2 separate regions of the Homo sapiens genome follow, and region 1 is linked to region 2. A link is a loop called in an ENCODE intact Hi-C map of the cell type or tissue named here. Cell type or tissue: heart right ventricle. All regions are shown on one strand.

Region 1 (8,000 bases), 290 kb before region 2:
GAAGCTAAGCTTATTACCTGGCTCTGGCTCTTAGAGCTGAGCCTGCTGGTGCTAACAGATTTGGGCCTGAGAAGTTTGTGGCCTTCCCTGGACTTCAGAAGGAGGGTGGAAGGTCCAGTAAAGTGTCCAAGGATGAGAGTGAATGGGGAAAATGACTTTTGTTCTCAGTGTTTCTTTCACCATTTATCCAACCTATCCCCATGTGTTTTTGGTATTTTTTTTTCTTTTTCAGGTAAGAGTTTAAATCCAACCTCCTTTATCAAGCCCCAGTTTATGAAAACTTTCTAGATTCACCAGTGTTAACACTAAAAACATACCAACACAACCAAAGGAAACACGTTGTCATGAATGGTGAAATACTTCTACCATCCAATTTGCCCAGAGTTTTATTCCCTTGGGAGAGCTTCTTAAAGATCTAGGAAGTATCTTTTGATGTACATAACTCAGAGATTAAACACACTTCACAAAGTATAGGTAGGCTCCACTGAAAGAAAGCTCGAAAATTTGACTGTAAAAAAAAACAAATGTAGGTGTGATTGTTGACCTTGCAAAAGCTAACTCCTATTATAAAATGTTTACAAAAGAATTCACGAGAGAACTCCCGGGGTTGGCAAGATCCATTTGGATTGCCAGACGTGGTGACTGAGGTGCAGCAGTGCTAGGCAGAGTAACTGAACCCTGAAGTGTTAAAAAACAGCTGTGCAGGAGCAGTACCAGGGAACGTAAGACATCTGGAACACACACCCCCAGCCAGGGACGAAGTGTTCTGCTTCAGTATACATTAGACAACCAGTATTTTTTTTAGTACCTGGTACGGTATGTCTTCAACTTAATATCAGGTATTCCAGGGATAGAAAAAGACACAATCCTTGTTCAAAGAACTGCTGGTCCACCTAGGGAGGTTAGGCTAATAGGTGAACCAGAGAATGAAAATCAGAGGAAGAGATGAGTGGGCTGACTAGTAGGTATACTCCTACAAATTGGAGGAAACTGAGGCACAAGCGTTGAAGTGCCCCTTCCGGGTCACATACACGCTCATGTGCTCCCTCTCTCTCCCTTGCTCTCACTCTCTCCCTCTGTCACTCTCTCGCTGTCTCATAAGGGACTTTGTCACAGGAATAAGAACCCTGGGTTCCACCTACCCCACAGGAGCACAGTGGCAAGGTCCCATCTGATTCAAGGAAATTGGCTTTGTAGGGTTGTTATTGTGTGAAAAGGAGCAAGCCCTGTCCAAGGCAGATCTGGATGTTTGTGTAGTTCAGATCCATTTAGCTCCCTGGCCAGTGTTGATCTCTGCTGCTTTAAACCACATTAATCTCTGGGAGGGCAAACTGACCCATCACTATGGGAACCAGAGTGAGCCTGTGTCCTGGGTACTAGGTAAACACTGGAAGTCAGTACCTGGTAGACGCCATAGGCAGAAGCAAACTGGGGCCTTCCAAAAGCTGAAAATGATCAATAGATATGATTCTTGTGCATCCATATCCCAGGAAGGAGGGATTCTGTTTAGCTCTTTGAGCTAATTGTTAATTTTCAAATCTTGAAGACACTATTGAGCATGAAATGCAGATATTCAAATACCCCTTTCTCCTTGGTAGGAAATGGTACTAACAGTCTGCAGGATCATGGGAGTAAAAAGCGCAGTCTAAGCACATAGGCATTCATGGGGAGAGTATACGAAGTTAGAGGGTATAAAAGCTATGTGGATGGTTCAAAGATTAAGGTAAAGATGTGAAACCTAAAATCTCAATTCTCTAGAATGGGACATTTAGACTTCATGGGTAGAGGAGGACAAGAATCGGGAGTATGGGCAGTTAGACAAAATCAGAAAGAAGCGTAGAAGACTATGCAGAAACATTAAGAATGTAGTGGTGGAAATGTTACCTTTTTGGAAGATGGTATCATGCAGAAGGTTTGAATGCATTTCTCTGATCTTTAATTCTACCAAAAGTGTCACTCTGATGTAAGAAAATATTTAGGTTGAAAAGGTGAGGAACTGGCCACAGCTTTCCTAAATGTGGTTGACAACCTGTATCCAAGAGAACAGAATGAATTGGTCGATTTGCTGTGTCATGACATTTTAGGGATGTTTTTGGGATGTTTAAGGGATGTTTTTGAAGGGGATTTATAAGAGAGTAAATGAGACCCCTTAAACACAGAGATCTGAGGCATAAGAGCTGGTAATTTTAAAAGATACACAGCTGACTACAGAAGGAAAGAAGCAAGTCCCAGAATAGACATGTAGCATATTTCCATTTCTATAAAACCCCCAAACAGGCGAGACTAAACAATATTCTTAGGAGGAAACACATGGGTGATGAAACTGTAAAGAAAAGCAAGGGGCCGGGTGTGGTGGTTCATGTCTGTAGTCCCAACATTGGGAGGCCAAGGCAGGAGGATTGCTTGAGCCCTGGGAACATAGTGAGACCCTGTCTCTACAAAAAATTGTTTTAAATTAGCCTGGCACGGTGATGTGTGCCTGTTGTCCCAGCTACTCTGGAGGCTAAGGTGGGAGGATCGCTTGAGCCTAGGAAGTCAAGGCTGCAGTGAGCCATAATCATGCCACTGTACTCCAGCCTGAGCAACAGAGCAAGACCCTGTCTCAAAAATAAATAAAAGAATTAGCCAGGGATGGTGGCACACACCTGTAGTCCCAGCTATTCGGGAGGCTGAGGTAGGAGGGTAGGTTGAGCCCAGGAGGTTGAGGCTGCAGTGAAGCATGATTGTACCACTTGTACTTCATCCTGGGCATCAGAGTGAGACCCTATCTCAAAAAAGAAAGAAAAAGAAAAGAAAAACAAGATCATGATTACCAGGGAAGTCCAAATAGGGACTGAATGAGGATGGGGAGAGAGGTTGCAATTAAAGAGAGTTAAAGGGGTTTCAAAGGCCAGCAACCATGTTCTATCTGTCAAGGTGGGTCACAGCTAAAAGTGAGTCTTATTTGATCTTTAAAATGCATATGCATATTTTACATATTCTCATTCGTAGGTATATTTTACAATAAGGCAGGGAAGGGGAACAAGAACATGAAAGCATCCAAACTGTCATAGGCACTAGCATTTTAAATGATGACATGCTCTCCAAAAATTCGAACTTTAACAAAAAACTGAGCTTGTGCACTACCTCTGTGTATCATTCTTTTGCCACTAAAGTTTCGATTTTCCTGTTCTTTTGGCAGTATGATCTGTCTCAAGGACAAGAAGTGTGGTGACTGGTCCCATGGCCTATTTAGCTGGAAGAATGAAGCGTAGTCCCTATCCTCTTTCCAAGACCAAGGCCAAGATGGGGCTCAAGACCAGGGGGTTATCTACAGAACTGCTGGCCCACCTTCCACCTACCCTGGGGGACCTCCCTCTTGAAGGTTGGGATTCTTTTTTTTCTTTTTTTTTTTTGAGATGGAGTCGGGCTCTGTGGCCCAGACTGGAGTGCAGTGGCAAGATCTTAGCTCACTGCAGCCTCCGCCTCCCGGGTTCACGTGATTCTCCTGCCTCAGCCTCCCGAGTAGCTGGGATTACAGGCTCCCACCACTGCACCCGGCTGACTTTTGTGTTTTTAGTAGAGACGGGGTTTTGCCATGCTGGCCAGGCCGGTCTCAAACTCTTGACCTCAAGTGATCCGCCCGTCTCAGCCTCCCAAAGTGCTGGAATTACAGGCGTGAGCCACCGCGTCCGGCCGAAGGTTGGGATTCTTAAAGAGTAACCTAGCCCAGCCTCACTCTTTCAGCAAGCAGCTCTGAGTTGGGGGGTAAACTTTCTTCACTGCCACAACATTTGTGTTTTGCAACATGTTTTTAAACCATGTTTTATAACTAAGAAGATGCCAAACATTTCATTTGGCAGTTTGTATTATGAAAACCATAGTTATCTTTCCATTTTCACCTATAAAGTGATGTTATAAATTGAACCTTTTAAACTGTAGATGTGTGTGTTCTTTCTAGATTCTGGCATATTCTATAGGGGACATAGCACTCACTGTGCTGCCCTCCCCACCTGCCACCACTGGTTGAAAATAACAGCTTTCCTTGCTGCCATCACATACGTAAATGTAACTAACATTTATAGAGTGTTTTCTATAAGCCAAGAATGATAATAACTGATGTTCTTTTTAAAAACTTTTAAGTTCAGGGTATATGTGCAGGTTTGTTACATAGGTAAACTTGTGTCATGGGGGCTTATTGTACAGATTATTTCATCACCCAGGTATTAAGCTTGGTACTCATTAGTTATTTTTGCTGATCCTCTCCCTCCTCCCCACTCCCACAGGCCCCAGTGCATGTTGTTCCCCTCTATGTGTCCATGTATGCTCATCATTTAGCTCTCACTTACAAGTGAGAACATGTGGTATTTGGTTTTCTGTTCCTGTGTTAGTTTGCTAAGGATAATGGCCTCCAGCTCCATCCATGTCCCTGTAAAGGACATGATCTGGTTCTTTTTTATGGCTGCATATTATTCCATGGTGTGTATATACCACATTTTCTTTACCCAGTCTATCATTGATGGGCATTTAGGTTGATTCCACGTCTTTGTTATTGTGAACTTAGCTAATGTTCTTATGGCACTTACTATATACCTGTCATTTTTTAAAGCTCTTTACGTATGTTGATTAACTTAATCTTTGCAATAGTCCTGAGAGGTGGATATCCTGAGACACAGGGAGGTAGAATGACTTCTCCAACGTCACATAGTTAAGAAGTGGTAGAATTGGATTTGAACCAAGGCAGTTTCTGTTCCATTGTCCTAGTGTTCATCATTCTACAGTGCTGTCTCAGATAATATGTTAAATTTACATGGTGGTTTCATCTTTTCCACAACTTTTTTATTTCCCCATTTTATGGATAAGCACATTGAGGTTTGGAATTTCATGTGACACCGGGGTGAACAGCAGGGGGAGCCACAAAAGTGGCTTGGAGGTGGGACCAATGAAGATCCTGTCTGTTCACTGCCCCCACTAACGCCACCCTTTGTGAAATGAAAAGGCCTCCCTGTATCCCTCAGTCCCAGGGTGAGTGGCTCCTGCAACAGGAAGAAGGAGCAGGTCCTAGACCAAGAGCTCAAGCAAGCCTGTTCATGCATCGCTAATTGCTTAAACATCAGGGAAAGGGGTTTGTCGTCGTATGGGTTTTTTTTTTTTTGTGGGAAAGCTTTTCATACAATGCTGGCTGACTCCTGAGCCTTAAAGTAAACAACTACATCATCCTGTACAGAGGGAGTCAGGAAAAGGAAACTAAGAAAATATCAAACTCCTGCAGCTTTTTTTGAAATGTAAGTGGAGGAGGAAATGATGTTTGGAGGGCATTTGCTGGGGTCCTTGTACCAGAAGACTCCATGAATAATGATCCTCTTCCCAAGCTGTGTATCTGAGTAAATGTTTCCCACACTGTCCTTTCTTCTAAATACCCTCTCTGTGACGCAAGGTGAAAAACCCACCCGCAAAACATGGCTAGAAGATTCTGTAAACCCATTAGAAAGTTAAGCTATTTCCCACCAGGGAGTAATGAAAAGCCTCACTTGCAAAACTGCTGGGTGACTGAGCTGATCACTCCCTGAGATCCCCACATCCTGGGAGGGCAGCATCCTCACTGCTGTCTCCATAGTCTAAGAACATGGACAATATTCTAGGCATCCACCTTGAACATGGAGAAGACAGCACTGGAGAACCTTGCAGATATAGACACACTCAGAAAGACAGCAGACTTGTTGAAAAACAAGCTTATTTTCTCATCCATACAACAGATGTGAACCTCCTGTCTAACCCCCAGGTCCTTTAAACCCACATGGGGCACTCTGGAGTGCTTTCCTGCTTCCCTAGCTAAGTTTAAGTCTTTCCTGTCCTCCCAGAATACCCCAAGTAGTGGGGCGGTCCCAAATACCAACTTGGTAGTGGGGGTTAGAGAGAGGGAGAGACTGAAAGGACAGAAGACAAAATCATGAAAATCATGTGGCTGTTCCACCATGCCCCCCTCCCTGGGGATTCTGAAGTCCTGTCCCTCCTCCCTCTTGCTGTTACTTCTGAACAGCTATTGCATCTTTCAGGTGTGATTTGGGGATGCATAAGATCTAAAGCTGCTACCTTCAGGGTCTCTGAAATTAATGTCTCTTAGGATTGCTGCTATCATAATACTTCCCTGTAGCAACTTGTAATTATGTCCCAACGAAAAGGAATTATTCGCTTAAACGACTTTTCCCTTTTCCACCTTCTAACCCACCATTTGTTTCTCCTAGCCCTGTGTGATGTGGGATAGTCCCTGTATTCCTGCACCACAAACTCTAACATCCTTGCAGTCTTGGTCATCCACGGAATATTTCTTCTCCGTGAAGACAGTTTTCGTTACGTGTTTCCTTTTATGATTGGTGGGACCTTCTCTGGAGTGTCTTGCACGGTCCTGTATACATCATTTGTTACCTGGAGTGCATTCTATATTTAAACAACTCTGTCGTGAATGATGTACCATGCTCTATGTGAGTAGGGATGAATATTTAAATGGATTTCCCTTAAATACTACTTTGGATAGTAACTGAAGCAATGGATTAGAGTGGGATAGCCAATTAGATTTTTATTTGAAATAAATCACTTGGGAAAGGAGCTTTACAAATAAACGAAAAGAACTTGCCCACTTTTGTGACCGTATTTTGAGACTTTGAGCACCACTCATGCCCAGCAAAATAAAATGTCAATATCTCCTTGTTCCTTTGTTGGCTCTCAGCCTGCTGTCTTCGATCTCACTGCCCGCTTTCTGGAAACATTGGCATGTGAATTCCTGCCTGTTCCCTCTGCCTGAGATGCCCCAGCCATGCCCCTTGATTGTCCTGACCTCCCACTGATCATCTCACATCCCGCCTCTTCCACAAACCCTTCAGTTCATCCAAATCCCTGTAGCATTTATTAATTTTCCTTCTTTCTTGGCAGCCAGCATACATACCACGACTAGCTATTTAGATTTCTATGCACAAAAGTCTTATCTCCCAAAATCACTGTCAGTACCCAAAGGCAGACACACAGTCTTCTACCCCTTTACATTCTGCTCGTGTGTGTGTGTGTGTGTGTGTGTGTGTGTGTGTGTGTGTGTGTAGAAAAAACCCACTTACCCAGAGTAAAATGCTCATAAATGCTCATGCATCCTGTGGCAGTGATGGTAATGAAAGCCAGTGTGATTACACCCAGCAGGAGTCATTTCTGGAACTAAAATCGGCTGATTTAGCAGCTACCGTCAAGTTGCTAGTCCATCATGCTCCTCCTCTCAGCCCATGACTAGAGAATCCTGAATATCCCACATGCTCCTCACAGCCCCTACCAACTGGTCGCAATTTGCATGGGAGAGAATGCGAACTTATTTTTTTAACCTCTTCCCACCCACACAAACTCATCTCACAGCCTCTTAGCAATAGGGTATCTCATTTTGAACATTTACTTTTCAGACATTTATTTGGTTTTTTAAACTTCCAGCAAATATTAACAATGCCAGTGAATCCTGGTGTTCTCCTTTGCGCAGTGGAAATAATACTTCCCTTAGAAGACTGCCGCAAGAATTTAGTTAAAACATGTATGGCCTTTAGCACAGTGCCTGGCATGTAGCACACATACAACTTTTAAATTGCTTTACAAAGTCCTTTGTCCATGATCTTACTTTATCTTCATGGTGCTTTTGCGACAGGCAGGGTCCTGGGATATCTTTCTTTGACAGATGAGGAAATAGGCACAAACGATGAGCTGGGACTGGAACTGAGATCTTTCCAGAACCACGCCTGTGCCCTTCCTGTTCCTGACAATGTTCATTTTAAGGAGGGGAGAGAGGACAGCATTTGTCTATGGAATGAGCCCTGGCACCCAGCTTCCGCCTGGGAAAACCGCCATCCCTCTCTTAAAATGGGCACGGGTTTGCTGGCAGGACTTGCCCTTAATTATGGTCAGGCCACCTCTTTACCCCCAGCCTTCCAAAACCTTCCCGCTGGTTGTCCCCAGTTGTACAGTTTGTTAAAGTCTACCGTGTTTTTTTTCTT
Region 2 (8,000 bases):
TGACTCGCTCCACAGTCATTCTCTGCTCATTGCCTACTCTGTGCAGGCTGCTGAGCCTCAGGCCCGAGAGCAGGGAAGGGCCCTCTACAGTTAGGTGGAAAGGAGCCTGGACTGTCAGAACCAGGAAAAGACTGCAGGTGCCAGAGAGCTTTGGAGCACAGCGCAGCCCAAACTAAGGGACTAGTTTCAAGAATCTCCTAAGAACTCCCCTAGGCTAGAAAGTGTTGTTTACCCAAATCTTGCCATGGCTAGAAATTTGAGTCTAGCATCTACCTTCTCACAGCTCCAGGTGGACCTCCAGAAGGAAAAGGAAGATGTCCTACCAAGCTAACCTGTGACTAGATATCTGTTAGGGTGTGAAACCTGTGAACATATCCACGTCTTTTCCTTTGTGTTCATTTCCTTTTCTCTTCCTTTTTAAAGTAAAACATCCTTTTGAAAAGTTCCAACTTTGCCTTTGCTGAACTCCTAGCAAGTACTTTTCCCCACCTTGGCTAGTGAGATGTTGAGACATGGGCACACCTGAGGGTGGTGTGGTCACTGTGGCCGCCAGCCAGCCCAAGGCCTTGGGAAAGCCTGGTGAGCAGAAAACCCAGGCAGAAAGGAGTCTGGGTGACTGTGAGCATTGATCCCTTTGTTCCTGAGTCATCTCTTTTGAGCACATTTGAAACCATTTTCCATACCCAAATCAACATAATCTTGGTGATTCCAGGCCACCTGTATCTCCTTGTATGGCTCCAAATATTACCAGGGCAATGACGACAACTTAATTCTTCTTGAGTTAGATCTTCAGGGCCAAGGCACAGTACATGTTTATTTTGGAGAGAGACAAACTTTCACCCACTTGAATTTCTTTGCCTCCAAAATTAGCGTTGGGATGACCACAGGGTTCTGTGTTTCTTGGCTTTTATCTTGCCAAACGGATTGTAAATGCTCCCGAGTCACCTTCTCTTTTTTTGTGTCCCTGGCAAAGCCTACCTCCACATGGGGTTCAGAGGAGCTCTCAAGTCTCTAGGAGTTTGAAAGACTTTTCTAGATCTTTCTCTGATGTGTGTGACCTAGGACAGGTAATTTAACCTTTCTTTCTTTAACCCCTTTCCTAAGTGGGGTTAGACATATTTGCTGCTTTCTCAGAGTACTATTATGAGTTTGAAATGAGCTAGAGTTTCATAAAACCATGCATTTTTAAAGTCTATTATATTTTAAAAATCACTTTTGCAACTATTATCTCAATAGAACTTTGAAAAGTTTAAAGGGCAGACCTTCAAGGCATCATTATTAACAAGCACAGCAATATAATCATTAGGCACATTATTGCCTGTTGATGTGATTTGGCTGCAGTTGGAAGGCAGCCTTAGGAAAAGCTAGGGGACTCTTGCTCTCAGGCCTTTAAATTTCTTACCTGGCTGGGATTTTCAGAATTATTAGTTTTTACTAATAATGATTTTTGGGTATCAGTTCTATTTTTGCCCATACCCTGAGATGTGAGGAAATCTGATTATACCCAAGAGACCAAGGACACTTCCAGGATTCTAGATAAAGGGTCTGACCAGTTATGCTCCTTTCTACATCTGGCCTGTTTTTCCCTCCCCTGTGGAGATGGAGGTGGTTTGTGCAAGATGTGATTCTGTCGAGAATGGGAATATCCCTTCAACTCAGCACACCCAAATCTCTAAACCTAAAGAGCTACATCTGTACCATGTCTGCTCAGGTCCTACTTGTTGCTTTGCATCTTATGAGCAAGACCTAATTGTGGGCTCCCAAAGAAAGCAGATGACTTGCCCAAGGTCTTTAAGAGGTCAGACAGCTACTAGCAGAGAAACAGAGCGAATGTTGACACCTAAAAGATACCTTGTCCTTCCGGTGTTACTAGAAGTGGGAAAAAGGCTTTGAGTGCAAACGCCTGGCTGTGCTACATACTGACCATGAGATGTGACAGGCCACTCAGCTCTGGCCTCTGATCCTTCATCTGTAACATCTTTGATGCCCCTAATGCCTAAGCTTGCTCATCCCTCAGCCCCACCCATGAGGCTGGCCAGTTAACTTCTGCCTTCAGGTCTCAGCTTAAATATCACCTCCCTAGGGAAGCATTTTCTCACCTCCTTTAGTTAACCTCCCTCCTGTTCTGTTTTGTTTTGTTTTAGCAGTACTTCCCACATGTTGTTATTTATTTATTTATTTATTTATTTATTTTTGAGACAGTGTCTCACTCTGTCGCCAGGCTGCAGTGCAATGGCGGGATCTCAGCTCACTGCAACCTCTACCTCCCAGGTTCAAGCGATTCTCCCACCTCGGCTTCCTGAGTAGCGGGGATTACAGGCACGCACCACCATGCCAGGCTAATATTTGTATTTTTAGTAGAGATGGGGTTTCACCATGTTGGCCAGGCTGGTCTCAAACTCTGACCTCAGGTGATCTGCCCGCCTTGGCCTCCCAAAGTGCTGGGATTACAGGCATGAGCCACGGTGACCAGCCCCACATGTCATAATTTATTTGCTTATCATCTGTCACCTTTGCTGCCCCCTAGTATGTAAGCTTCATGAAGGCAGGGACCATGCATTACATGGTTACTGCCATATCCTCAGGGTTTGGGGCAGTGCCTACACACAGGAGGTGCTCCTTAAATGTTTGTTAAGTGAAATAATCTGAGGTTGTCAGGTCTTTGTCTTCAACGTTATTATTTCTTATATTTGTTCAGTGCTTAATTTTTTTTCAAAGCTCTTGATGTAGATTGAAGCTTTTGTCATTTTTGTCATATAGATGAAACAACTGAGGCACAAAAATGTGATCACAAAACCAGAGAGTGGCAGTGCCTACCTGAACAGCTCCCAGACCCAGACTCTTTCCACAGACCCATGCTGTCTCTCTTGGCACCTTATTTTTCTGTCGTGGTGATGTTATTGTTTGTCTTATTTGGCAATGTTTACACCGGAGGAGTAGAGGCCATTGTGTGTTGGTGGCGTCTGGAAATACACAAGAGAGTCCCAGGAGAATGCCACTGTCGGTTCTTACCACAATTAGCAATTGTCAGGTCAGGGGCAGTGATTGGGTCGGTGTCACTCTCTACATGGCTGGCTCTGCGTGTTGAAACACCACTGCCTGTACCTCCACAGATGCCAAAGGGAGTGTGGGTCCTAGGACTACAGCCCCATTTCTACCCAGCCCTGGCTATCTCTCCACTCAGATCTAGGTCCTTTCTGTTCAGGAAAACGTCCTGTTTGTGTAGCCTGCTAGACAGCAAAGGCAAGTGCCAATCAGCTGGATGATCTCTCTGGGCCTCAGTTTCCCCATCTTCACAATGGACTAGTAAGTGGGAACCAGTCAAAATTGGCTCAGAGATCCCCAATAGGGTTCTAGCTCCATTGTGAAATAAATTTCAAGTGGAGCCTCGTCCTGACTCCTGTTTTCACATGCTCCCTTAGAGGGAAGGAAGGTGGACGATTAAAGATGATTGGTCGGGAGCTGGAGGAAGGAACTCCCCATTCTCCAAGAGGAGGTTCTGTTGGAATAGAGGGGCAGAGACTTGGAAGTCGCTGTTGGGCATGGCCCAACCCACTTCCATGACAGCAGCAAGACCACCACCCTCAAGAAGGAGGTGGGCTGGGGTACGAGAAGGTGGGCTGCCCAGTGGTTTCTACAAAAAGGGATAGTTGTGCTTGCAGGAGGGGTAGTGTCTCCATCTCCTGATGCCAGGGAGAAGGAGGCAGGCTGCTGGGGTGACGGAGAGCACCCTCAACTAGGTCACACTGCACTCCCTCTGTGCCTCAGTTTCCACTTCTGTTAGATGGCTGATATGATCTCTGCCCTGCCAGTTGGATTGGGGCTTCCAAAATATCAACTACTGCAAAAGAAGAGGTTGTGGCCACTGTGACTCATATACATGTACATGAACGTATCTGAAGTTTTCAGGGCTGATACTGATGTGAGGCAACCCATGCAGGCAACCCGGAGGAACTGTGTCCCTCACTCTGAGACAGTGAGAACGGACTGAGCCGGAAAGCTGATGGCCGTGAGAGGAGCAGGTTTGAAAATCACTGAATGAAGTCATGTTGTACAGAGGGGGCGGGGGTGCATACTGTGGGACGGAGGTGAGTCACAGTGCATAAGTGTTGGGGAGTCACCTTGAACTTGGGCCAGAAGAGTAGAAATATTGAGACTTGGGTTTATCTGCCTCACATCAGGTACATCAAGTTCTGGATGGCTGCCCACTGGCCAGAGACATGAGGTGGACGGCTCCCTTTTGCTGCCCTGGGAAGGCCTTCTGCTGGCTTCGGCCCCACTGAGCAAAGTCTGCTTGTTCACTGGAGTTCACACAGACTCCTTGCCAGGCCTGCCCAGAATCCTGTCTCCTCTGACTTCCTGTGCTCTTGCATAATATTTCCTTGCTCCCTGAATGGCTGGCCCCAGTGCAGGAGCAGCTCACTCACACTGCTGGACCGAGGGCAGGATGTAGAGGGAGGGCAGGGATCTGCAAACGTCACCCAGGGGTGCTCTGGGCTCTGAGGGTGGAGGGCAAGAGGGGCAGAGCCCCCTCAAATTCTTTGGAAGATTATAGCACAAGGGGAGTTGGGAAGGCCCTGGGACCATGTGCACACACATCTATCTCCATGAATTGTCTCTCCTGTAAAATTATTTTTAAAGTTGCTAAGTTGTTTTCTTCTGATTATAAAAAATATACATGTTCCCCATAAAAAGTCATAGTAAAAGAAGGCATGGAGATAAAAATAAAAATCACCAAAATTCCATCACCCAGAGATAACCACTGTTAACTCTTTGGTGAACATACTTTTCTCTATATCATGAATATTGATATATAATTACAGAATACGGGCATACTTCTAAGATATTGTAGGTTCGTTCCAGGCCACTACAGTAAAGTGAATATCACAATAAAACGAGTCACATGATTTTTTTTTGTTTCCTCGTGCATATGAAAGTTATGTTTATATTTTAGCATTATGTCTAAAAAACAATGTACATACCCTTTTTTTTTTTCTTTTTGAGACACAGTTTCACTCCGTTGCACAGACTGGAGTGCAATGGGGCAATCTTAGCTCACTGCAACTTCCGCCTCCTGGGTTCAAGCAATTCTGGTGCCTCAGCACCCCCGAGTAGCTGGGATTTACAGACATGTGCTGCCACACCCAGCTAATTTTTGTGTTTTTAGTAGAGATGGGGTTTTGCCATGTTGGCCAGGCTGGTCTCGAACTACTGGCCTCAAATGATCTGCCTGCCTCAGCCTCCCAAAGTGTTGGGATTACAGGCATGAGCCACCGCACCTGGCCAACAATGTCTATACCTTAATTTAAAAATATTTTATTGCTAAAAGAAATGCTAACAATCATCTGAGCCTTCAGTGAGTCATAATCTTCTTACTGGGAGAGGTTCTTGCCTCCATATCGGTGGCTGCAGAACTGATTAGTGTGACGGTTGCTGAAGGTTGGGGTGGCTGTGGCAATTCCTTGAAATCAGACAAGAATGAAGTTTTTTACATCAATAGAGTCTTCTTTTCAGGAAAGACTCTGCAGCATGTGATACTGTCTGATAGCATTTTACCCACAGTAAAACTTCCTTCATAATTGGTGTCAATCCTCTCAAACCCTGCCACTGCTTTATCAACTTAGTTGATGTAATATTCTAAATCCTTTGTTGTCATTTCCACAGTGTTCACACCATCTTTACCAGGAGCAAATTCCATCTTGAGAAGCCACTTTTCTTTTCTCATCTGTAAGAAGCTCTGACTCATCTGTTCAAGTTTTATCATGAGGTTGCAACAGTTCAGTCACATCTTCAGGCTCCACTTCTAGTTTTCTTGCTATTTCTTCCACATCTGCAGTTACTTCCTCCACTAAAGTCTTGAACCCCTCAAAGTCATCCGTGAGGTTTGGAATTAACTTCTTCCAGACTCCTGTTACTGCTGATATTTTGACATCCTCCCACAAATTACAAATGCTGTTAATGGTATCTAGAATGGTGAACTCTTTTCAGGTGGTTTTCAATTTACTTTGCCCAGATTCATCTAGGAATCACTATCTATGGCAGCTATAGCCTTACAAAATTTCTTGAATAAGACTTGGAAGTCAGAATTACTCCTTGATCCATGGGCTTCAGAATGGATCTTGTGTTAGCAGGCATGAAAACAACATTAATTTTGTGCGTCTCCATCAGGGCTCTTGAGTAACTAGGTGCATTGACAACGAGCACATAAACATATGTGCTGTCATCCAGGTTTTGTTGTTCCACTGATAGAGCACCAATAAAGTAGATTTGGCATAATTTTTAAGAACCCTAGGACTTACAGAATGGTAAATGATAAGTGGCTTCAGCTTAAACTCACCAGCTGCATTAGTCCCTAGTAAGAGAGTCAGCCTGTCCTTTGAAACTAGGGATTGACTTCTCCCCTCTTGCAGTGAAAGTCCTAGATGGCATGTTCATCCAGCATAAGGCTCTTTCATCTACACTGAAAATCTGTTTAGTGTAGCCACCTTCATCAATGATCTTAGCTAGATCTTCTAAATAACTGGCTGCCGCTTATGTATCAGCACTTGCTCTTTCACCTTGCATTTTTATGTTATGGAGATGTCTTCTTTCCTTAAATGTGACGAACCAACCTCTGCTAGCTTCATACTTTTCTTAATGCAGCTTCCTTACCTTGCTCTGCCTTCCTAGAATTGAAGAGAGTTAGGGCCTTGCTCTGGATTAGACTTTGGCTTAAGGGAATATTATGCCTGGTTTGATCTTCTCACTAAGCTTAATCATTCCTTAACTTTTGATTTAAAGTGAGAGATGTGACTCTTCCTTTCATTCGAACACATAGAGCCCATTGTAGAGTTATTAAAATTGGTCTAATTTCAATATTGTTGTGTCTCAGGGAATAGGAAGGATTGGGGAGGGGGAGAGAGAGATACACACACACACACACAAACACACACACGCACACAGAGGAACAATCACTGGACCAGTCAGAACACACACAACATTTATTAAGATCACTGTCTTATATGGGTGCAGTTTATGCCTAAAAACAATTACGGTGGTAACATCAAAGATCACTGATCGCAGATCATTATAATAATAGCTATAATAATGAAAGTTTGAAATATTGCAAGAATGACCAAAATGTGGCACAGATATGAAGTGAGCACATACTATTGGAAAAATGGCATGGATAAACTTGCCTGACAAACCTTCAATTTGTAAAAAGTGCAATATCTGCAAAGTGCAATAAAGTAAGGCATAATAAAACAAGGCATGCCTGTGTTTCTTAACCATTTAACACGTGTAAAACTGTGCTACCATTTTTATTAAGTTCCCATATTGTTTTTGTGTTGCTGAGAAAGTTTTTGAGTGTTGTACCCTAACCTCTTCTTTCCCGTAAGCTCTGTGGTTTTTAGTTTTGCATAGTGTGGTGATTTTTAGGAGCTCATATGCCATGTTGTAGCAGAACTACTTGTAAATTCACATGACGTGTCTTCCCTAAATTCAACATTAATTATTAGTTATTAATAGTATTAATTGTGAAGCACAATAAAATGAGGTATGCCTGCATTATCATGTTACATGCTATTGTGAAATGCATTTTCTATATAGCAATATATCAGAACTATCTCTTGCTACTAAGTTACAAAGATTTAATACATAGTTGTATTAAGTTCCACTTATAGAGGTATCATAGTGAAACCCTTATTCATTGACATGTCCAGGCTCAGAAAACAAGCTATAACCAGCCCAAGCTTATTTTCAGACCTGAAAAGCAGCATCTTTTCTATATTTCTGACCAATGTGTTATCTGAAAAGCGGCATCTTTTCTATATTTCTGACCAGTGTGTTAGCTATGGTGCCCCAGAAATAGCTGCAAAATAAAAGGTTAAGTGCCATGTAGGCCTTTCTCTAGGCTTAGAATAATTCACTTGATTACATAGGAAGAGGCTGCAATGATGACAGCTTCCAGGGCTGGGCCAGACCTTACCCTGGGTAAAATGATCCTCCAGTGTGGCCCA

The links. A loop is a pair of places that touch in the nucleus more often than their neighbours do. Peaks named below come from ENCODE experiments on the same cell type or tissue, not always from the same donor. Only the 100,000 strongest peaks of a DNase experiment are listed, where the experiment ranks them.
Region 1: it touches region 2 in a loop (2.1-fold over the local background); 4 of 110 quality-filtered maps call a loop at or near these places.

What each region holds. Positions count from the first base shown.
Region 1 is chr2:46,024,565-46,032,564 of GRCh38, forward strand. All of the region lies in intron 10 of PRKCE (protein kinase C epsilon), which reads left to right. Among named protein-coding and RNA genes, the nearest start is that of EPAS1, 270 kb to the right of the region's middle. In heart right ventricle, a CTCF peak has its summit at 4,880 (motif pointing right); a DNase peak (open chromatin) is centred at 4,952; H3K27ac peaks cover 4,451 bases.
Region 2 is chr2:46,311,276-46,319,275 of GRCh38, forward strand. All of the region lies in intron 1 of EPAS1 (endothelial PAS domain protein 1), which reads left to right. Among named protein-coding and RNA genes, the nearest start is that of EPAS1, 18 kb to the left of the region's middle. In heart right ventricle, no CTCF peak of the experiment used is centred here; a DNase peak (open chromatin) is centred at 4,226; H3K27ac peaks cover 8,000 bases.